Regions from separate parts of the Homo sapiens genome. Here all the other regions are linked to region 2. Evidence: chromatin loops called from intact Hi-C (ENCODE). Cell type or tissue: PC-3. All regions are shown on one strand. Links, peaks and the distances in the headings refer to the core of each region. The heading gives the core; the rest is flanking DNA.

Region 1 (8,248 bases), core at 3,845-6,344, 510 kb before region 2:
AGGGTAAAACGCACACCAGATTTTAAAGACTTGCTATGAAAAACTGAATGTAAAGCATCTCATCAATAATTTTTGAATTATTACATATTAAGATGATACTATTTTGAAAATATTGACTAAAATAAAATACAGTATTAAAATTAATTCTATTTTTTAAAATAAAAAATGGCTACTATGAAATTTAAAATTACATACATGGCTCCCAATATATTTCCATTACATAGCAATGTTCTAGAACCTTGACCATCAGTAAATTAGATCTTGATATGTAGAGAAATGGGAAGGCTTTGATAGGTTTTAAGCATGAGGAAATTATGACCGCTTTTTAAAAAAGAGATTACTTTCAATGCACTGTGGTGAATAGATTGGAGAGGACAGGGAATGGCTGGCCAGGAAATGGAGTAGGCAGCTTTGCAGTAGTCTAGATGATGGATGATAGTCACTTGATAGTGATACAGAACTCAATAGTCACTTCATAGGGAAAAACAGCGTTCTGTTCAATATCTCAAATCTACTCAGAATTTTGTAGAAAATACTAAACATTTATGTGTCTCTCAGGGCTAATATCATCTGGAATATACTTTCAGAGGGAGCTACTTAAAATTCTAGACTCTTCTGTGTCTAAGGTGAAGACCACAGGTTACCTGGATCACATACCCTTGTAGGGAAGAGCCACTTAAATAGCAACTCTATACTATGCAAAATGTGGTGCTAGATCATGGTAAAGATTTGGCTTTGACCCTGAGTGAGGGGAACCATTGGAGGCTTTGGAGCACACGAGTGATGTGACCATCAGGTCATTGCTTGTTAATTGGATAACACTGGCCACTGCACTGAGAATAGACTGAAGGGAGTGAGGGTGGGAGAGGGAGGGCCCTGCGATTTAAGCAATTCTTTATTGTTAGGCATTTTCATTGTTTCTAATTTTCTCTAATTTTAAACAACAGAGTAATCAATGTTGTGCAAAATTTTATTACATCCTTCATTCATTTTCTTAAGATAAATTCCAAGAAAAGTGGCAGTTGTGGTCAATGGGGACATCTGTTATTACAGCTTTTGATATATCTTGCCAAATTGCCTTCTAGAAATTTGGACACAGCTTAAATTGCCACTGCTGTGTAGGAGAGTGTCTGCTTCCTTCTTCTTGTGCCAGCCCTTGGCAATGTTACTATTTCTTAAACTTAATCAAGCAAGAGTTCCAAGTATGCCTTTAAAATAATTCTCATATGAATTAGTCCACATTTTTCTTCATGAAACACTTCTCCCCATTGTGTCCTAGTTCAGCTATTTTATTAAACTTTAGGTAAATTATATATTCAATCATTTCAGGCTAGTGATGACAATTTATTAAATTTTTTCTGTTCCTAAAGGTGGGAGGATCTTGTCAAACTGGCACATAATTTGATTTCTACTTCTTTAATATTTTTAAAAGGAATGAAATGATAAACCCAAAATAAGTAGAGAAAAGCAAGCTCTGAACACTTTTTTTGAACTTGTGAGATATTAAACTTTTGGTAAATTTCTAATCGAGGCACGTATACACCATGGAATACTATGCAGCCATAAAAAAGAATGAGTTCATGTCCTTTGCAGGGACATGGATGAAGCTGGAAGCCATCATTCTCAGCAAACTAACACAGGAACAGAAAACCAAACACTGCACGTTCTCACTTATAAGGGGGAGTTGAACAATGCGAACACATGGACACAGGGAAGGGAACATCACACACTGGGGCCTGTTGGCGGGGGCGGGGGAGGGGGGCAAGAGGAGCGAGAGCATTAGGACAAATACCTAATGCATGCAGGGCTTTAAACCTAGATAATGGGTTGATAGGTGCAGCAAACCACCATAGCACATGTATGCCTATGTAACAAACCTGCACATTCTGCACATGTATCCCAGAACTTAAAGTAAAATAAATAAATTAAAAAAGCAATCTAGACTTACCTGTTGGGAGAAAAAGCATAAAGGTAAATAAACTATGTTTATAAATATGCATGCATGTATTTAAGTATAAGTTCTATTTCTCTCTGTTCCCTGGAAAGTCACAGGTTGAAATTAATTTTAAGAGAACATTGACCAGGCCCCTTAAAGGTTAAATTAAACTGAGGGGTGCTACTGCAATTTAATTACGTTTTCATCTTTTCGGATTAGTCATTGAATACAGATTGAAATCCTATTTTCACACATCTCTATAGGTCACCTAAATGGCTTGTTCAAAATTCTAATTTTTTTTCCCTCATGAATAATTTCCCTCAAAAGGTAACCTTTCTTCTCTATGGGCATAATAAAAGTGTTTATGTAAAAATGGCAAAGGAAAATGGATTATATTTTGTAACATACTGAGTTGTGAAGCAGAATTATGCCTTTGTACTATGAAGCTGTTCTTTTCTTTTTCCAAATGTGAAGATTTAGAAGCGAGGTGACCCGCTATTGTAGCTATGTGAAGAGGGGGAGAATCAGGGCTCCCATTACAGAGCGTAGGAGGGATGATGAATACCATAGTGAGGTTTAGTGCCACTTAAGAGCCAAAAAATTTCTGTCACAAACCTACCCCTGCTGTCTCACATTTCTGATATTAGTTCCCATTGATTGTTTCATTGCTCCTCATTGATTCTTCCAGAAATTTCTTCCTCCTTCCTAATGTCCTTTGGCTTTGCATCTCATGCCATCAGACTTCACCACTTTCTCCTCTTTCTTGTTGCAGTCATCTCCAGAGTCCTGGGTCATTCTTCTTTCTTGAAGAGTACAAGGAAGAACGCTTCCTGTCATTCTTTCCAGCACTGCTCCAGCATAATTCCTGGTGATTTAAATACAGTTGATTCTCATTATTTGGGGTAGTTAGGGTGTATAAACTTGCGATGAACACCGAATCAGTGAATACTAAACATCGTTCCTAGGGGAAAAGCACAAGTTCCTGCAAGCTTCTGGTAACTACATTGTCATGAATAGATCAAACATAACCCTGTTTTATATATGTTTCTGTCTAAAGACACCTTGTTTAATATATATTGTTGATTCATTAACATTGAACTTACAGCTAGAATGCATGCTTGAAAGAAGCTTTTCTAACACAAATTATGTATTTATGTATTTATTTATTTATTTTCCCATAAGGTACATCACAGCCTTCTTGTACTTAGGAGTGCTAGGCAGCACTAAGCTTGAGGACCATTTTTAGGTTTTTTGTTTTTTTGAGACAGGATCTCACCATATCACCTAGGCTGGAGTACAGTGGTGCCATCATGGCTCACTGCAGCCTCGACCTCCCTGGGCTCAGGTGATCCTCCCATCTCAGCCTCCAGAGTAGCTGGGACTACAGGCACATGCCACCAGCAGGCCTGGCTAATTTTTTTTTTTGGTATTTTTTGTAGAGATGGGGTTTTGCCATGTTGCCCAGGCTGCTCTCAAACTCCTGGGCTCAAGTGACCCACCCGTCTCAGCCTTTTAAATTGCTGGGATTACAGGTGTAAGCCACCCTACCCAGTCATTGGGGACCATTTTGAACAGCAAAATCACCAACAAAAAGCACAAAAATGCAAAAAACATGGCACTAAATAGTGAAAAGGACACTTGTTTATAGCCTGAGAGCTGAAACAAGAAGGCAGAGTGTCGCCTCATTTGACTCAGCTGGTGGCGTGCACGTTGGGCAACTCAAATTTTTTGCTGCTCTGCACATGTCTGCGAATGACTGCTAAAGTTCCAAGCATATTGATTTTTGGGGCTGCAAATAAATTTTAGAAAGTAGACAAATTTGCAAACAGAGAATCTGTGAATAATGAGGATTGGCTGTGTCTATGTTGATGATCTTTCTGATGATGTGAGCACTGCATTTCTTGACTTTCTGTCTAAGTATGGTAGATCTTGTCTACCATACTATTTTAGCCATGCACCCCCAAGATCATGCCGAATGTCATGAAAAGACAATATTTCCCATCCCAACACCTGTTTTTTATACAGGGATCTGAAAGTGTCAGAACCAGGGTAATTTTTTCTTTGATGTCTCATCCCCTCTGTGTTTACACCCCCACCTCCCTATCCATATGCTGAAACCCTAACCCCCAGTGTGGCTGTGGCCTCTAAGGAAGTGATTAAGGTTAAACGAAGTTGTAAGGGTGGGGCCGTGATCTGATAGGATTAATGTTCTTATAAGAAAAGACACTGGGGTTGGCCCGCACATGCGCTCACTCATGCTCATGTGCGGTCTCTCTCTCTTTCCCCCTCCTTGTGCCCTCAGAGGAAAGGCCATGTAAGGATGCAGGAAAAAGTCAGTAATCTGCAAGCCAGGAAGAAAGCTGTGGCACCACCAGAATCTGCAATCCGCTAGAACCTTGATCTTAAACTTCCCAGCTTCCAAAACTGGGAGAAAATAAATTTCTGTTGTTTAAGCCACCCAGTCTATGATACTTTGTTATTGCAACCTGAGCTGGCTAAGACACCCTTTTAAGGTATTTTTCTCTCTAGAAGAGCTCTCATTGTCTCACCTAAGTGCACTGTCCTAAACAGGTATTCTGTACTTCAAACTTTTCCTACCCACCACCAAAACATACCTTTTAAATATTCCCCAGTACTTTACTTTTCTAAAAATTGGTTCACTAATAAACCAATTGCCATCAATTAGTATTATTTTTATTATCTCTACTAACATTTTAACTTTAAAAGTAAGATATATGTTCACTTTAGGAAATTTGAAAATGACAGAAAAACGTAAAGTAGAAAATAAAAATTACTTTAATTCTAAAATGTTGGCATTTTGATATATTTCTCTTCAGTCTTTTTTTTTTTTTTCTGTGAAAACTTGCCGGAGTTCTTGGTTGCAAATCACTTTAAGCTACCCTCATTACCTTGATGAGAAAAGAAGCTTATTGGTAAGATATCAGGCAGCTCAAAGAAATATGGGACTCTTGGAGAACCTGACTGGGAACGTGGTAGGAGGCATCCATATTAAACTGGGCTACCAGAACTTCTTTCGAGCGCCCTCTAGTGGAACAGTCTGATTCGGACGCCTCTGTTGCCACTGCTGGACATATTCTGTGGGTGACACCGCTGCACTGGATACTAGAAGCCCTGTCAGCACCACCGCTAAGACTTTCTTTGAGTCATTAACTCAAGATTCAAAGAGCTGAGTGGGAGCACCTGATTGGCCAAGCTTAGACTATGTGCCCCCTCCTAGCGCAGCAGCCAGGGCTCAGAGAAAGCCAGAATCTGATCTTTTCTTTTGCAAGAGGGAGGAACTGCCTTCCCTAAGGCTCACGCCATGGGACATTCTCCAGATTTAAGGATAGCATCCAGATCCTGGAAAACCCTTCCTAGAAAAGCAATTACAATGTATTCTTTGGCTACTTGATATCCACATGTACTTTTCTTTCCATATTTTCATGTCACAGTAATCAAGGAAATGTGTAGCGTCTACTGTCACCATTTATACTTCTACCACAAGGCAACAGCTGGTATTTATAACTCCCACCTCTCCCTATTCCAGATCTCCTTTGCCTGCAGCCTGTACCTCAGATTCTCAGTGTGTTTTACTTAGTAGAGTCACTCAAATCTTCATTTCTAAGGAAATTGAACTCTTGGTGGGCCTGCCTGGATTGTCCTGTATTAGTATTTCATTAATTTTTATTACTGGACAAGATAATAATAGGAGGAACTGTAAGACTCACCCAATTTCATTCATACTCATCCCTGCTTGTATCGAGTAGCAGCAACTCAACTGACCCTTAATAGTAAGATGATACTTACTCCTCACCTTTTTTTTTTAATGAGTTTTTTTCTCACCTTTTTTTCTCAAGGGAATGTGTGTGGAGGCCAGCATGGTAATGTGAAAGTCTTGGCTTCTCACTAAATGAAAATCATTCTTGTGGAAAATTTATTTCTTTAGGTACTAAAGCACTTTACATATATTAACAACTTTAGCCCTCCCCAAAATACCGTGGGATTTTACCTTTTACAGATAGGAGAATAGAGGCACAGAGAGGTTAAGTAACCTGTTCAAAATCACACAGCTAGAAAGCAGTAGAGATAGGATTTGAACCCAGCCAATCTGGTCCCTGCTCTTCATGTCTTCTTAATATGATACAGTATTCAGGAATGTCCTGTGTGGTGGCGAGAAAGTCAAGGTTCCTGCATAGCAAATTGTGGAACAGAACTAGAAAAGCCCTGTGACAAGTTGGTAAGGTGTTCTGCTATCCCTGCTAGGTAAAAGCAAAATGCTTCTGGTGTTTATCAGATAAGAGACAAAGATATTTGACTCTGCAAGGATGGACATTTTTGTTTGTTTTGCTCACTTCACTATACCCAGTACCTAGAACATTACCTGGAACATAGTAGGTGCTCAATTCACTGAAGAATGAATAAATGCCAGACACCAGGGACTGGGTTATGTTTCCTCATTAGTAGGCCACATCCATAAATGCAGCTGCAATTGGAATCACCCCCTCATGAAGCACATGTCAATCCACCATCATTCTCCAAGAAGCCCCCATCCTCTGCACTGGACAAACTGGAAAGTTAGGTGGGGATGTACTAGGAATCACCTTCCCTGCATTTCTTAAGATTTTCATGGTGACACTAATTGCTATAATTTTCTCAGATATGGTATTGCTTTTTATTTTTCATTTTGAGTGCAATGGGTAATCCTAGGGGCTTCCATTGGACTTATTTTACCTGTGGTTCAGAGACAATGTGGGGATTCTAGCAGTGGCTAGATTTACCTATTCAAAGTAAATCCTTAGGAAACAGATAGATAAACTATCATGGGCTGAGTTCAGAGTGTTAGTCTGTCCACTTTAAATTAGACTGGGACTGGGACCTAAATGCTATTGATCACCTGAATCTTGTAAGTCTCCACCCTAATTAGTGAGTGGCAGTGTTATTTACTCAGATTCAATGTTCAATAATATCTGAAATGGGTAGGCATTTCCCTTTGCCCAATACGCTGTTTCCTTGATAAATATTTACAAGTCAAAGGATAGGAGGAAGATTCCCCAATATTTTTGTGAAGTAATTTCAGGACACTTCTTTAAGGCCCTGCCTGACTTCCCCTTCATTAGGGGATTCAGGGCCTGTGAAGGTTAGTCTTCCTTGTGCAAGGTAATTCTTACAAGGAAAGAGAGTTACGGAGTCTTCAGGTAAGTCATGAGCTGCCTCAGACGTGGGAGGAAGAATGGCTTGAGCTGAAAACCTAGGTTCAGTGGAGTTTGGAGATTTGGTGTTTGAGGCCTTGACACCCTCCCACTGAACACCATTGCAGTTCTCAGGGTCTGCTCTTTCCTTATTGATGCCCTAACTTTCATATAAGGCCCTTGATGAGTCTGTGATTCAGTTGATGTTCTAAATTAGTCCCCACTGGAGTAGAGGATTGATTCTGGGTAGTTTTGTACTGCTGCTACAAAAAATAAGACATTCTTTTTTAGCACAGGGATACAAAATCCTCCTGGTTCTGGGTTTTGCTTTCAGCCAAGAACTAGGGATTTGAGTATCATTCTCTCTCTTTAAGCTTTCCAGTATTAGCCACCTCATTCTCCAGTCCTGGTTTCTCATGCTGCTGTATATGGCACCACCAATGTGGGCTCCCAAGGCTTGCTTACAAACCACCAATGTGGGCCCCCAAGTCTTGCTTACAAAAAAAATTACTGTATAAATTACAGTTTGATTAGTTGCTCTTCCACTGTGGGCCACTGTTTACCAGATTTTCATTCCTGAATGTTTGCTGCCCTTACCCCAACCAAGTTATATAACCAATCCTGGATTCTCCTCAATTCCAGAAGATCTGCTGTCTGAAGCCCCTCCTGGTAACAATTTCTGATCCAGTTAGGGTTCATGACATAAACAGCATAAACTGAGCTTGCTTATCCTAAGCAGAAAAGGAATTGATTAGAAGGCTATCAAGTAATGGGAAAGCTGTTGAACCAGGCTCAGGAAATGGACTAGAATCCTGTGGTCCCAAAATGTCCCAAGCCAGACTTTTTGGGTCCAACTGCTCTTCTCACTGGGCATTGAACGCTGTCGTGACTGACAGTATTAGAAGACATTCCAAACTTCCTTCTTGGCATCCTGATTGGCTGAGCTTAGGTCATGTGCATCATCTTCCTAGTGCCTGGGTCCAGGGAAAGCAAGTACTTGGCCTTTGGCTTCTGTGGGGAGGGGACCCTATTTGCACCCAAGATTCAAACAGTGACAGATTCCTCCAATCTATAATGTACATATATATTATGACATTGGGATCACAATTGTGAGTAAAGGGTT
Region 2 (8,248 bases), core at 2,139-4,638:
TAAAGCTAGGTGGACCAATGCATTCTGCAGATATTCTCCCAAGTGTTGCATCCAAGTGGATGAACTGGAAGGATTGCAGATGTCATTGTAGATGATCTAGTGCCAGGTGCTTTTCAAACTACTCTGTTGGAATATTTTGCTTTTATTACAACACTGTCATCATTGTTATCACCATTGTTATTATTTTTATCATGAATTTTCAGTCATTATCCAAGAACAATGATTGATTCAACCCACTGAAATGTATTAGCTGAATTTAAACTTGAAAGATGCAGCCTGACTCATGAGAAGAGAATAATTATGGGAGACATGTTTTCATTGGAAAAATTCTGAGTTAGTAGCAAGAGCCCTGTTTGTTAAATTTCAGATACAGATAAACAATGAGTATGATTCAAGAATAATTGCAGGGTATCCACGGTTACAGAAAATCTTGTCAACACCCATTGTTCTATTTATACCTTGGGAGACATGTCACCAAATTTCTATAAATAGAGTATAAATTCATTCATTTCAATCCTAATCATGTGCACACCTCCAGTCTTCTCAGAAATAAAAGAAAAAAAAAACTGGACTCTAAAGTGAAATGGGGGAATATGTAATGCACTGGGTTTAATGGGCCAAATGTCTCAGGAAGAATCAACACAGCAAAGAAAAGTAAGTTTATAAGGTGGAAATGGGGCTTCCTAAGATATCTGGCAGGTGAGTGCTTGGGGAAAAGTGACCCTGAGAAGCTGAATAACCTTAAGCTACTTGTAGTTTCTCCTGAGCACCCATTCAGTTTTAGATACAAAACAAAATGAGGATTAGAAGATCTTGGGTTAATTGTAGCAGGAAAGAGGATTTTTTTTAAAGGAAGGCCATAAGGTCAAAAAGAATGAGAGAGTAGATGGCAGCAAATGAGAAATGGCCATAAAACTTTGAAAGCTGGGAAGCAGATGGCTAAGTGGCAGCTGATTTAGAAGAAAGCTAAAACCTAAGTTTCTGCAAGGATTCGGAGTCAGGTAGCAGTGGCAAGAAAAAGCCAGTTCAGGCTGCAAGATCTCAGGGATGCTCAGGAATTGGAGTCACCAGGTACCTCTGAAGGTTGAGTGGCAGAAAGCTTTAAAAACAAAAGCCGTAGCTGAGGGCAGGGGTGCTAAACTGAAAATGGAGGAATTTACTCGAAGTTATTACATCCCAAATAGTGATATCCTCCCAGCTCCTTCCCCAACTTGGCTCTGAGAACATCAACAGCCACTCATTTACTGTCCAGATAAGAGAATGATCCCTGAGAAAACACCTAAGATACTAACATATGGGGATCCCCAAAGAACATCCAGGTGCCCTCTTAATCGCCTTACAATGAGATCCACCAATTGACAAGCCCCATTTATGTATGCACTGTTTCCACTAAACTAAGCTTATATTGAGTCTTTACTAACAAATGTATTTATTGAGCCCTTGCTAAGTGTGAGGTGTGTGTTAAACACATTATATACATTTAATCCTCAAAATAAATCCATCGAATGTGTATTATTATCTCCAGTTGCAGATAAAGAAACAAAGCCTCAAGTAAATTAAATATGTTTTCAAGGTCACCTAGCCTGTAAGTAACAGAGTGGGAATTTGAACTATTTGAACCACAACACCTCATGGCCCCGCTCTGGAGTATCCACCAGCCTCCTTAACTATATCCTTAACTATATCTTTAAACTATATTCCTACTTACTTACAAAAAGAATGTGTAATGGGGGTCAATTTTATCTCTGACTCAAGTAAGAGTTGAATAAAATGTAGCGCTTCTAAAAAAAAAAAAGCATTGCTGTACATCTTCCATTTCCTTCTCAGATTTACTCTTTCCCCAGCTCCTCTCTGTTCAGTGTCCTGGGAAGTCGAATCCTATGGACGGCATTAATACTCCTACTTGAATTGGCTAATAGGTGGGATTGGAGTGAGAGAGAAGATTGATTTAGATCAGGTCATTAATGTGCCAGCTCCCTCCATGTGTTGGCAGCATAGGCTGTCTACAATTCTCCAATGCAGATTACGACACCCATTGGGTGGTCCACAAAGCTCTCTCTCCTCTTGTTCTCCAGACTTAATGGTGGTAACAGCTCCACTGTTCTACCCTCAGGTACTGCATTCTCCCTTACAGTTTCCCTACACTCTGCCCGCACCTTTGGAAACAGTCCTTTTATTAAATTCTCTTCAAACCACCTAATTTGAATGTGTCATGTACCTCCTCCCAGGACCCTGATTGATTCAGAGCTTTAGATACATCTTAATCTGGGTTGACTAGGAAGTAGATGACAATAATATATTTTTAACTAATAACATGCAACATCTCTCTTTACTATAAATCTCTGGAATCATATGGTTTTGAAGGGTTTTTTTCTAGTTATATACTCATTATAGAAAAATTGGAAAACAAAGAAATTTATCACTGTAATTCCACAGGCTTCAGTCAATTGATATTAATACTTTGGTGAAAAAAAAGAAAGAAAAAAAAATACAACAGCCAGCCACAGTGCACGCCTGTAATTCCAGCAGTTTGAGAGGATGAGGCAGATGTATCACTTGAGCCCAGAAGTTTGAGACCAGCCTGGGCAGCATGGCAAAACCCTGTCTCTACAAAAAATACAAAAATTAGCTGGGTGTGGTGGCATGTGCCTTTAGTCCCAGCTACTCAGGAAGCTGAGGTGGGGGAATCTATTGAGCCCGGGAGGTGGAAGCTGCAGTGAGCTATGACCATGCCACTGCACTCCAGCCTGGGTGACAGAAGAAAAACACACACACACACAGCAGAGTAATAATTTGGAACTTCCTCAAACAGATATTCTGTAGATGATGTTCAGTGTTTCTAGAGAGAAGAGTAGGGGTAGTGTAGGGGAACAACAGAGTCTAAGGGTGCTTGGTACTCCCAGCCTCTCTTAACGTTCCCAGTAAAGCAACACCACCCTAAAATCCCACACTTCACTCAGCTGTACTTTGAGTTCACGCCTTCCTCACCTCCAACCAACTTTGCAAAGTATTCCTTCCAACCATGTGCAGTGCTGTGTGTGAAAAAAATTCTGTAAGCGCAGTTTTCTCCATCTTGGCAACATTGCCAATGATGTTTTAGGCCTCCAAAGAGTTTTTACCCACTCTGCTTTTTAACCATTGGTAACCTGGACTAATGTCCATGCCTTTTTTCCACTGTGGCACCAAACTAAGCATGGTACCTGGAGATCATTTCAACATTGTCAGCAGCGGTGAAGCCAAACAAAAACACAATATGCAATTTTCCAGTTATCCTGTAAAAATTTCAGCTTATCTTGTTTTAGTCACCTTCACCAAAGTCTCCACGTGAAGTGTTCACAAAGAGATGTTAATCTTGATCCATAGCTGGAACAAGGGGGAAAAATCAAATACGTGTTTATGCAATAAATACTTTAACTTGAATGGATGGAATGGGCTACAGATTAACAAGCCTCATTGACAGCGTTATTCACTCTTCTCCCTGTGAGGTGGAAAAACAAACAACTTGTATAACTGGGGAGTCAAACGCTTACAGCTGTTTGACTTCATACTGTTATTGCTAAAAGCACAGGAGCAATGGTGACATCTTGTGTCAGGTTAAAACGTAACAGGATCTTAATTCCTTGTGGTATCTACTAAGAGCCCCTCGGATGTGCCCTGGCTAAAATTCATCTTCATCTGCTCCTTTTAGCTATTGATAAAATAATAACACAGAGGTTTTCTCAGATGTAGAGATTAATCAATTTGCAGGAATGACAGGGAAAACTCTACTTGGCACCTGACTCATCAAACTGCCACCTCAAGTACAGGCCACCTAGGAGTCTCAGTCTAGTTCTTCAGCTCAGCCTTTCCACTTTGCCAGAATATCCCTGGCAAAATACACAGGCTCCAGGTTCATCCACTTATCAATCTGAAGCAGCCAGAGGGTAGCTGTGGAGCTCTAGTAATTGTACTTATTTATCCTACTGTTTTGAGCATTTCCCTGATCTTATTTCTTTGGCAGCACTTTGAACATCACATCACATGACTGGAACCTCTTGAGCCCAAAAGATGATGAATAAAATTCACTGCTTGTAGTAGTCGGCTGGGAGGCCAAATCTGTTTCATGTGCTCTCCATGAGAGCAGTGGTTCTTAATGTTGGCCACACAAAACCACCTGGGGAGCAATATCTGCATCCATCCCAGACCAATGAAGTCAGAATTTCTGGGGTTGGAAGCCAGACATTTTTTAAAAGCCCCCAGGTGGTCCTGGCATGCAGCTTTCACCCAGCTCTCTTGCCTTGGAAACCCAGCCACCGTGCTCTGAGGAAGCTCAAGCCACATGGAAAGGCATGAGTGGGAGATCCAGTCACTGTCCCAGCTCAGATCCCAGCCGACACCCAGAATCAACCGCCAGTTAACTGAGTGAGTGGGCCTTTGAATGATTCAAGCCCCAGCCTTCCAGCCACCCCAGCTGACGTGAAGCAGAGCAAAGACAAACTGTCCCCACTGACCCTGGCCCAAATGGCAGATTTATGAGCAAAATTAATGTTTTAAGCCACGAGGTGGTGGTCTGTTACACAGCAACAGATAACTGGAACAATTTATTCCCATTTTTAGATGAGGAAATGAAGGCAGCAAGGGTGGGGGAAATAACTTGCCCAAGTCCAGGCAGACGGTAACTGGCAGGGTCAGAATAGTCTTGTTCCAGGGCCCAGGCTCCACCACTCAGATTCTTCCCCTGGCTCAGCCCCCAACTGAGAGCAGGGGACTGTAAAACCTGAAACTGTGTAGGACTCTGCAAATAAAGAGCTCTGCTCAGCACCCTCAAACTCAGAGCAACGCAAGAGCAAGAGGAGACCAAAGACCTCCCTCTACCACAGACCACCCTGCTGCTCCAGGACCTTACAGGTCCAGTTGTTTAAAATGCACAGTGAATATGACAGCACCCAGCAGGAATGACAGTTCCTGAGGAACTCCTGGAATCTCTCAAGAGGCCCTTTACAGTGACCTGACGTCCCAGACATGGGTGGGAAGAATAGCCAATGGTATGTGCATTGGTTTTGTTCTTCTAACTCTATTTGTATAAGCAGAATGGAAAAGCCTGGAGAAACACAGCTGGCACATACATTATTTCTTTGTCAACATTGTCCATGTAATTAAGATAACCTTGTTACTTAGTTTTATAGCCTGTTTTATTTTTCACTTAAAATCCCTAGTAACCATTAACCTATTTCACCAATAGTTTTTGAAAAAAAATATTTTAATGGCTTATTTTATAAACTGGAAGTACCATGATTAATTTTAACCTCACTCCTATTGGACATTCAGGTTGTCTCCATTTTTTTTCATATCATAAATGATGCCATGATGTGCATCCTTGTGTCAAAAGATATAGACTTTGATGCAAATCTCTGATTTTTTTCTTAAAAACAACAACAGGCTGGATGTGGGGTCTCACACCTGTAATCCCAACACTTTGGGAGGCCAAGGTGGGAGGATCGCTTGAGCCCAGGAGGTCAAGGCTGCAGTGAGCCATGATGGCACCACTGCACCCCAGCCTGGACGAGAAAGTGAGACCCTGTCTCAAAACAACAACAACAACAACTTCTTAGAACTACTGTGTCAGGGAAAATCCTGTTTAAAGAATATTGATTAAAAATTATAGTATTTAATTTTCCCATGTTAATAATTTGCATTTAATAAATAAAAATTATTTCTTTATTTATTCTAAATGTATTGCCAAATAGCTTTCTAGGAAGGTAAGTCTTTCCTCAAAATAGTTCTCTATTCTTGCCATTTTCAATTCCTCTCCTCTCATTCTCCCTTACATCCACTTCACTTATGCCCTTGACCCCCTCATTCCACTGACCCCACTCTCTACAGTGCACTAGTGATCTTTACATTGCTGAATCTATGGCCAAATCTCCTCTTCCCGTGAGCAAACAGCAGCATTTGGCACAACCCATAAACTCTTCTCCCTGCTACATGGTCTTCACTCGGTTTCCAGAACCCTACCCTCTATTGGTTTTCCCATCTCACTGGTTGGATCTTCTCAGTGCTCTTTGGATGGTTCCTCTTCGTTCCCTGGAATCAATGCTGGCTGTCTCTTCTTCTCTGTCACACCCTGAATGATCTCATTCTGTCTCAAAGCTTTAAATTCTACCTACATGCTCTTAACTCCCTCCCAATTATATATCCAGCTCAGACTTCTCTCCAGACTCCAGGCTCTTACTTTCAACAATTCCATGCAACAGACATCTCAAATTAACATTCCCAAATCTTTTTCCCCCTAACCTTCTCTATCAGCAGTCTACCCTATCTCAGGGAATGATAACACCTGGCTTCCAATTGCTCAGGCAAAAAATCTTGACACTTTCTCAAGTCCTCTCGTCTTCTGTCACCCCATATCCAATCATCAAGAAACCCTGATAGCTTTATCTTCAAAATATATCCAGAATCTGAACTTTCACCACTTCACTGGTACCGTCCTGGTGCAAGCACCTTACCTCCTGCCTGAATAACTATAATAGCCCCCCAGCATGTCTTCCCGCCTACACCTGTCCCTGCCACACATACACACTAGCAGCAAGAGGCATAGACCCTTCTATGACCTAAGATTATGTTGCTTTCTCTGCTCAAAATTCTCCAATGGCTCCCCTTTTCCTCCCACATCCAGTGCCCCTTATCCTGTTGCATGGTTTTGTTTGGTTTTGTTTTTCTACTGCTAGTATCACTGTTTTTTTTTTTTTTTTTTTTTTTGGAGACAAGAAGACAAGCTTTTGCTAGATTGCCTAGGCTGCTGGCCTTGAACTCCTGGGTTCAAGCGATCCTCCCAGCTCAGCCTCCTGAATAGCTGGGACTACAGACATGCACACTACCATGTCCCAGCCTAGTTTCACTTCTTAACACATTATATTGTGTCTTCTGTTTATTGTCTGTCTTTCCCCACCAGAATATAACCTCCAGGTGGGCAGGAATCTCTGTCTGCTTTCTTCCCTCCTGTATCTCAAGAACCTAGAAGAGTGCCTGACATAATAAAGGCAGTCACTGTATGTTTGCTGAATGAATGAATGAATGCTATTACTCTTCACCTTGAAACCTCTGTGACCTTTTTGGAAGGATACCATAACTCTATTCATATACCCCCTACAGAAAGGGCATGTAGACAAGGTTTGTCTGCCGGGCCTTCCCTTCTTCATGTAGGGTGTACTATCCTGTAGTTTCCCTTCAGGTTGCTCAGGGCCCCTCCACTCAAACCTCCCTTCTTTCACAGTGGTCTGGGCTTTGAGATTAAGCCTTCCTCCTTTTCTGCTCCCATTCAGCCAGTCTCCTTCCTTCTTCCCATGAATATCAGCAAGCTATCAGCAGAAAAGCTTTAGGTTAACCTAATTCCATTTTTAAAAGGTCTTTGTGATGTCCTGTTCCCTTCTTCATGTCCCCTCCATGAGAATCAAGGTTGAGAGACAAGCCTTAGCATTAGCCACATTCACCTTATCCATTAGCCCTTTAGCATCACAACTTTACTCCCAGGTGACTTCAGCACCACTCTGCATTGGATAGATCATCCAGACAGAAAATCAATAAAGAAACGGCAGACTTGAACAACACTATAGACCAAATGGACCTGACAGACATAGACAGAACATCCTATCCAACAGCAGCAGAATACACAATCTTCTCCAGCACACATGGAATATTCTCCAGAAGAGATTATATATTGGGCCACAAAAGAAGTCTCAATAAGTTTAAAAAGGTCAAAATCATGTCAAATATCTTTTCAACCACAATGGTATGAAACTAGAAATCAATGGCTGGAAGAAAACTGAAAAATTTGCAAATAAGGAGAAATTAAACAACACATTCCCGAACAACCAATGGGTCAGAGAAGAAATCAGAAGGCAAATCAAAAAATATCTTGACACAAACAAAAATGGAAATACAACATACAAATTTATGGGATGCAGCAAAAACAGTTCTAAGTTTATAGTGATCAACATCTACATAAGAAAAAAGAAAACAAAAAACAAAAAAAAACACCAGGCACGGTGGCTCATGCCTGCAATCCCAGCACTTTGGGAGGCCGAGATGGGCAGATCACGAGGTCAGGAGATCGAGACCATCCTGGCTAACAGAGTGAAACCCCGTCTCTACTAAAAATACAAAAAAAAATTAGCCAGGCGTGGTGGTGGGTGCCTGTAGTCCCAGCTACTCGGGAGGCTGAGGCAGGAAAATGGCGTGAACCCGGGAAGTGGAGCTTGCAGTGAGCCGA
Region 3 (8,248 bases), core at 1,915-4,414, 730 kb before region 2:
AATATCAGCTACTCGGGAGGCTGAGGCAGGAGAATTGCTGGAACCCGGGAGGTGGAGGTTGCAGTGAGCCAAGATCATGCCACCGCACTCCAGCCTCAGTGACAGAGTGAGACTCCTTCTCAAAAAAAAAAAAAGGCGGGGGGGGGTCTATTATTATTTTTTCTTTACAGCACCAGAACATTTTAAATTACATTATTCTTATATTAAATTCCTTTGTTCTTGATAGTCCATCTTCTCAGCTATGCCTTAAAGACAGTCACAATCCTGGACTGATTTCTCTTTGTCGCAGCTTTCAAGCTTAATGTTTAGGAAAGGATTAAATCGGCTGTGACAACAATTTATAACATCTACTATAAATAAATGAGCTGTCCTGTCTCCAGACTCATCACCAGTCTGCCTATTTTCCACACTGGTGGTCATCTGTCTTTCTAAAACAAAAGCGACAGTGATTCTGCTGCCAGTCCTCATCTTCCATCAGTTTCTTTTCCCTTAAAATATTCAGTCCAGGATTCTGGGCTGGGTCCCAAAGCCACTGTGCTCTGTCACCTGCTGCTTTGCTGATTCATCCCATGGCATCCTGATTCCTCCCAGGCTTTGAGTTTTTTTCTTTTTTGTGTTTTTTTGAGGCAAGTTCTCACTCTGTCACACAGGCTGGAATGCAGTGGCATGATCACGGCTCACGGAAGCCTAGACCTCCCGGGGTCAAACAATCTTCCCACCTCATTTTTTGATTTTTTTTGTAGAGACAAGGTCTCACTATGTTGCCCAGGCTACATGCTTTGAGTTTTACGTTTGGACAATCTAAACTAGTTTTTCAGATACAGCCTGAGGTTCCCTATACCTGAGATGTCCACCTGCCTAAAATCCCTCTCCCCCTGGAATCTCAATAAAAGCATTGAAAAATTTAATTAACAACAACTCAGTTACCAACAACTTCCTATTCATCTGAGGAAACCTTTCCTGACCTCTTTTCTTTACCTGCCTCTGCCTTCTGCCTCATGCTACTGTGCTCACCACTAACAGAGCGAGTTCTGCAAGATGATGGTTGGCCTTCAGTCAGCCTGTTTGCCAGCCACCCATGCACACCCAGTCGTGTCCCTGCTGCTGGGCACCTACTTCTAATGGAGCTCGCGCCTCACAATCGCGATTGGTTTTTTAAACAGCTTTATTGAGATACAATTCATATACCACAAAATTTAGCCATTTAAACTGTATAATCCGGCCAGATGCGGTGGCTCACGCCTGTAATCCCAACACTTTGGGAGGCCTAGGCAGGTCAATCACTTGAGGTCAGGAGTTCGAGACTAGACTGGCCAACAAGTTGAAACCCCATCTCTACTAAAAATACAAAAAATTAGCTGGGCGTGCTGGTGCATGCTTGTAATCCCAGCTGCTAGGGAGGCTGACACAGGAAAATTGCTTGAACCCAGGAGGCGTTGGTTGCAGTGAGCTGAGATCGTGCCATTGCACTCCAGCCTGGGCAACAGAGTGAGACTTTGTCTCAAAAAACAAACAAACAAAAAACTGTATAATCCAATGGTTTTTAGCATATTCACGGATCTGTGCCACTCTCATTACAAGCAATTTTGGGCCATTTTCATTACTCCAAAAAGAAACCCCACACGCCTTAGCTGACACCCCCAAGCCTCCTATCTCCACCAGCCCCAGGCAACCATTAGTCTACCTTCTGTCTTCATAGATTTGCCTGTTTGAATCATTTAATATAAATGGAATCATCCAATATGTAGCCTTTTGTGACTGGTTGCTTTTACTTAGGATAATGTTTTCAAAGTCTGTCTATGTTGTAACACGTATCAGTACTTTGTTTCTTTTTATTGCTGATTAATATTTCATTATATGGACATGAAACATTTTATTTATCCATTGATGAACATCTGCATTGTTTCTACTTTTTGGCATTGTGACTAACGCTGCTGTGAACATTCATGTGCAAGTTTTTGTGTGGACATATGTTTTCATTTCACCAGGAGTGGAATTTCTGAGTCATATGGTAATTCTGTGTTTAACCCTTTGAGGAGCTGTAGGACTGTTTTCCAAAGTGGCTGCAACATTTTAATTTCCTGCCAGCAATGTATGAGGGTCCTAATTTGTCCATATCCTTGTGAACATTTGTTATTTCTGTCTTTTTGATGATAGCCATCCTAGTGGATGTGAAGTGGTGTCTCATCGTGGCTTTGATTTGCAGTTGCCTGATGGCTAAGGATGTTGAGCATCTTTTCATGTGTTTATTGGCCACTTGTATGTCTTCTCTGGAGAAAGGTCCATTCACATCCTTTGTCTATTTTAAAATTAGGGTATTTGTATTTTTATTATTGAGTTGTAACAGTTCTTTATATATTCTAGATATAAGTTCCTTATATATAATCTGTGCTATCGGCATTTGGGAACACATCATTCTTTGTTGTATGTGGGAGCTCCTGCCCACTAGGTGCCAGTATCACTCCCTAACCCCTGCCCAACTGTGACACTAAAAGTACCTCCAGATATTGTCAAATATCTCTTGGGGGCAGGGGCAGAATCGCCCTGGTTGAGAACCACTGATTTAGAGAAATCTAGTTCTATTTCTGTCCCCTGTAGCCTGTTTAATCCCTTCCCTTATGGCAAGCATTCATTCTTTTTTTTCTTGGTTCATCTTCCCATTTTTTACATATAAGTAAAGCTGTATGTCTTTGTCATCCACTTCCCTTCTTAGGGAAATGGTAGCATACTCTACACAGTTTTTTCCTGCCTTGCATTTTTCGCTTAACACTGTATGCTGGAGATCACCCCACGGAAGCACATAGAAGCATTCTTCACTCTTTTTTTTTATAGCTTGTAACTCAAACCATAATGAACCATAACTTACCAGCCAGATGGTACTTTTAAGTCTTATGCTCAGAAGGCCTAATACCAATGAAGGGTTCCTTATGAGCCTTTAATATAAACATATTTCCTGACTAATAGCTGAAATGGCTGTGCCAGGAAAACTATGGGTTTTCTTTTCTAAGATATACTTTGGGATAGGAAGTGATTTTACCAGTAGGTGCCACTGTTAGATAGTGTTGGCAAGGTTAATTCTTTGATGATTATTCTTTACTGGGGGTGTGTGTACGTGCGTTAAAAAATTTTTACACATGGCCGGGCGCAGTGGCTCATGCCTATAATCCCAGCACTTTGGGAGGCCAAGGCGGGCAGATCACAAGGTCAGGAGATCAAGACCATCCTGGCTAACATGGTGAAACTTTGTCTCTACTAAAAACATAAAGAAATTAGCTGGGCGTGGTGGCACGCGCCTGTAGTCCCAGCTACTCGGGAGGCTGAGGCAGGAGAATGGCGTGAACCCAGGAGGCAGAGCTTCCAGTGAGCCGAGATTGCACCACTGTACTCCAGCCTGGGTGACAAAGCAAGACTCTGCCTCAAAAAAAATGAAAAAAAATTTTTTTTTACACAGAGTAAAAAAGTTAAGCCCTGCAGAAAAAGGTACAGAACTGTCTCTCCTTTGCCCCCACCTCACTTCGGTTCCCTTCCCCAGTGGCAACTACTTTGATCCATTTCTTTCTTTCTTTTTTTCCTTTTTAAAGAGATGGGCTGTCTCACTATGTTGCCCAGGCTGGATATTCACAGGTGTGATCATAGCGCACTACAGCCTCGAACTCCTGAGCTCAAGTGATTTTCCCACCTCAACTTCCCAAGTAGCTGAAACTACAGGAGCTCAGCTGATGCATTTCTTTAGTTATTTCAGAGATTTGTGTGTGTGTTTTTGTGTGTGTATACCCACTTAGCCACACACATATGAATATGTATTGCGTTTAAAAAAAAGATCTTGGCTAGGTGCAGTGTCTCATGCCTGTAATCCCTGCACTTTTGGAGGCTGAGGCGGGAGGACTGCTTGAGTCTTGGAGTTTGAGAGCAGCCTGGGCAACATAGTTACACCTTGCCTCTACAATAAATAAATAAAATTACCTGGGCATGGTGGCATGCACCTATAGTCCTAGCTACTCGGGAGGCTGAGGGGGAGGATCACTTGAGCCCCAGGGGTTGAGCTGCAGTGAGCTGTGATCACGCCGCTGCATTCCAGCCTGGGTGACAGAGCGAGACCCTGTCTCAAAACAAAACCAAACAAAACAACTTTGTAGCATGCTCCAGACACTGTTCCCACCTTGCTTTATATACTGATCATTCCACATCAATGTGCAGGGATGTCTTCGGTGTGCTTGCTCTGCTGTATGCTATATGGCTGCATCCTTATTTATTTAACCAGTCTCATATTTAGTTTGTGTCCATTATTTTGCTGCTTTAATTTATGCTGCAAATTAGTATCCATGTACATATATCCTTGCACCCACGCGCGAACACATCTGCAGGGATAGATTCCTAGAAGGGGAGTTGCTAAGTCAGAGGATGTGTGCATTTTACATTTTGATGGCTCCTATACACATAAGTGAGATGAGAACAATAAAAGCTAATTGCTATTGAACGTCTTTATGGCCTGCAATGTTTGTTGGAGAAAAATAGCCTTAAGAGCTAGCACTTGTATCGATGTGAGAAGTCTTATTAAAAAAAAAAAAAAAAAGACTAAGGAGATAGAATCATAAGGCAGCAAGCACCATGAAGCCTGCAGAGTTACTTAAGCTTGAGCAAATAACAGTTACTTTGTGGGGACTGGTCATTCTGGCTGTTCTAGCTAGGAAAGTAAACAGTTTGGAAACCAGGAGCCTTCTATAGGGAATATTTACTCCTAAGATCTCTTCATAGGTCATCATGACCCTCCTTTGGCATGCATGATTAGTGCTATGGCTGTTGATGAAATCAATAGAGACACTGGCATCCAGAACAGTTCCAAGAGAAAGTGTCTGTTATACACATAAAAAGAGAAACAGATTTTTCCCTAAGGGTTAAGGTAGACTCTTTCTGCGTCTCAGAGTGCCCAGGAGAGAATGAGTAAAATTTATTTTATTGTGTCATTTCTCTGCTTAATCCACAAGGTGAAATTGAAGGCTCTGGGACTTTGCAGAATACTTAGGGTTCTATAGCAACTCTGGTTTTTTGCCCTGCTTCAAAGTAGTCTCAGCTGCCTTCTAGATGGTACATAACCAAGAGCGTAGCTGTTGCTGACTTACATTCTAACCCTATATCAATCACATGGCTGCTGCTGACATCCTTGACCTTGAATTTGGCTTCAGATCTCTCCAGTACATCTGTAGTGTAGTTCACAGCACTTTGGACTTTATATTTTGAATATTTTCAGCTTTTGAGGCATATATATATATATATATATGAATGAACAATCTCAATCTAATGTGTAGGCATGTGAATGTGCTTAACTCTAAGCATTTCTTTTCTGTTTGTTGAAAAAGGTAACTAAAAATTCTAAATTTACATAAGATATTACACCCTGAAGACAGAATTCATGTTCCACCTTCAAAAGACATCAGCACACACATGCACACTTGGATGGTGGTATGGGAAAGGAACAGGGAGAAATTCAAAGCATTTTAACGAGATGCAAATGGATATTTGAGATTTTGGTATTTGATATTATTTCAGTTTTCATTATTTATCATAGGTATGACGTCATTTATCCCTTTTTGATCCAGGAATTTTCAGGGTTAAGTGAATTTTACATCTACCATAGTAGATTTGTGAAACAGTCACATAATTAAAAGCTGATTTGGGTGAAAGTTGATTTTTGTTATACATGAAGTATAATTGATTAATGCATAACATTTTCCTGCCTTTAGTTGAAGCCCTGTTTAAAATATTTTCCTCATCTGTATTATTTTTCAACAACTTCATATGGAGTGCAAATTAAGAGGTGTTGAAAACAAACCAGATGGCCCACTTAGAATTATCTTTTAGGCAATTTTGATTACTTTGAGGATTTTCTTGCATTTAGAGTGTTGAAGTAAGCATCTCCTGACTATTACAAAGATCATATAGAAATCACTTGGAGGTTAGTTAGGGCTAAAAATCCTTTTTCCCATAAAAGTAGTCATTAGGAATACAGCTATAGGCCGGGTGTGGTGGCTCACACCTGTAATCCCAGCACTTTGGGAGGCTGAGGCCGGTGGATCGCCTGAGGTCAGGAGTTTGAGACCAGCCTGGCCAACGTAGTGAAACCCCGTCTCTACTAAAAATACAAAAAATTAGCTGAGCGTGGTAGTGGGTGCCTGTAATCCCAGCTACTGGGAGGCTGAGGCAGGAGAATCACTTGAACCTGGGAGGTGGAGGTTGCAGTGAGCCAAGATCGCGCCATTGCACTCCAGCCTGGGCAACAAGAGCGAAACTCTGTCTCAAAAAAAAAAAAAAATGCAGCTATAATATGGGTTAAATAGCTTTTTACAGACCACTCTGGGAGCCTAATACTCCTTTGATACTGTCTCTGTGGGGATAGTAGGTTTAGAGTTGACATCAGACTGTTGGCTGAGGTAACTTTTTTCTACTCAGAGAAAGAAAAGTTCTTGCCTGGGCACGGTGGCTCACACCTGTAATCTAAGCACTTTGGGCAGCCAAGGTGAGAGGATTGCTTAAGCCCAGGAGTTCAAGACCAGCCTAGTCAACATGGTGATACCTCGTGTCTACAAAAAAATAAAAAAGTAATCCTGGCACTTTGGGAGGCTGAGGCAGGTGGATCACGAGGTCAGGAGATTGAGACCATCCTGGCCAACTTGGTGAAATCCTGTCTCTACTAAAAACAAAAAAATTAGCTGCGCATGGTGGCACGTGCCTGTAGTCCCAGCTACTCAGGAGGCTGAGGCAGGGGAATCGCTTGAACCTGGGAGGTGGAGGTTGCAGTGAGCTGAGATTGCGTCACTGCACTCCAGCCTGGTGACAGAGCAAGACTGTCTCAAAAAATAATAAATAAATAATAAAAAATAAATTAAAAAGTTAGCTGGGTGTGGTGGTGTGTACCTGTAGTCCCAGCTCCTCAGGATGCTGAGATGGGAGGATCACCTGAGCCTGAGGAGGTCGAGGCTACAGTGAGCCATGATCATGCCACTCCACTCCAGCCTGGGTGACAGAGTGAGACCCTGTCTAAAAAAAGAAAGAAAGAAAGAAAGAAAAATTCTCCTGAAAGGGAACCCTTGCACACTCTTGGTGGGAATCTAAATTGGCATTACTATTACGGAAAATAGTGTGGAGGTGCCTCAAAAAATTAAAAATAGAACTACCATATGATCCACTTATCCCACTACTGGGTATATATCCAAAAGATATGAAATTATTGTGTTCAAGAGGTATCTGCACTCATGTTTGTTGCAGCATTATTCATAGTAGCCAAGATACAGAATCAACCTAAGTGTTCACTGATAGATGAATAGATAAAGAAAATGGAAAATGTGGGGTGTGTGGGAGAAATGGGGAGATGTTGGTCAAAGGGCACAAACTTGCAGTTATAAGATGAGTAAGTTCTGGAGATCTAATGTACAGCATGGGGACCATAGTTAATAATACTGTAATCCCAGCACTTCGGGAGGCTGAAATTTGCTTAGAGAGTGGATCTTCATTGCTCTCATCACACACACACAACAGTAACTACGTGAAGTGATGAATATGTTAGCTTGCTCGTGGTAATCATTCCACAGTGTATACAGAGATGAAAACATCTTGTTGTACACCTTGAATATATACAATTTTTTTTTTTTGTCATTCTGTGACTCCTACACCTTCTTACTCCCTTTGTGACCTTGGGTGGACTCAGCATGGTGACCAAAGACTTTCATGATCTGAAGTGGGTGTGCCCTCTTCATTCCTCATACTTGACATTCCACCCCAAACATGGTGTACACATTCTTTAAACAGCCTTGCATTTGGGCATGATGTGTTTGCTTGGGCTGTTTTCTCTCTTTCTGAATGCCCACTGCTGCCCCTTTCCTGCATGCTCCCCTCAAGGTTCTTTCTACAGAGCCCAGTTGAAATGCTACTTTTTTGATGAATCCTTCCCCTGACCTGGTCCCAAACTTACTGACTTAGAATCTCAGAGGTCTGGAAATTTGTGTCTCTCATGGCATCTTGTATAGTGCCTTGCCCATAATAAGTACTTTATATATGTTGGAGTTGAAATAGATAATGTATATTAACTCTGCGAGGGGCTAATTGATACCTAGAATGAACATAGGCTAAAATGAGAAGCTAGCATGAGCTAGATATCAGAACTGAACAAAACACACACCACAAATAATAAAAACTCAAACCATAGACTAACGTTGGTTGGGAATGAAGATATGAAAAATCTCAAATAAAATAT

The links. A loop is a pair of places that touch in the nucleus more often than their neighbours do. Peaks named below come from ENCODE experiments on the same cell type or tissue, not always from the same donor. Only the 100,000 strongest peaks of a DNase experiment are listed, where the experiment ranks them.
Region 1: it touches region 2 in a loop (3-fold over the local background); 12 of 110 quality-filtered maps call a loop at or near these places.
Region 3: a loop joins it to region 2, with 13 times the contacts of the local background. A loop is called at or near these places in 10 of 110 quality-filtered maps.

The regions. Positions count from the first base shown.
Region 1 is chrX:16,433,522-16,441,769 of GRCh38, reverse strand. LOC124905249 (a long non-coding RNA gene) reads left to right here. Exons shown (of 2, transcript XR_007068397.1): 2 at 2,709-4,393. Among named protein-coding and RNA genes, the nearest start is that of MIR548AM, 190 kb to the left of the region's middle. In PC-3, for the core only: a CTCF peak has its summit at 4,991 (motif pointing left); a DNase peak (open chromatin) is centred at 4,989; H3K27ac peaks cover 827 bases.
Region 2 is chrX:15,926,110-15,934,357 of GRCh38, reverse strand. No RefSeq gene overlaps it. Among named protein-coding and RNA genes, the nearest start is that of AP1S2, 75 kb to the right of the region's middle. In PC-3, for the core only: a CTCF peak has its summit at 3,581 (motif pointing left); a DNase peak (open chromatin) is centred at 3,537.
Region 3 is chrX:16,659,024-16,667,271 of GRCh38, reverse strand. All of the region lies in intron 13 of CTPS2 (CTP synthase 2), which reads left to right. Among named protein-coding and RNA genes, the nearest start is that of S100G, 13 kb to the right of the region's middle. In PC-3, for the core only: CTCF peaks have their summits at 2,446 (motif pointing right) and 3,051 (motif pointing right); no DNase peak of the experiment used is centred there; H3K27ac peaks cover 1,957 bases.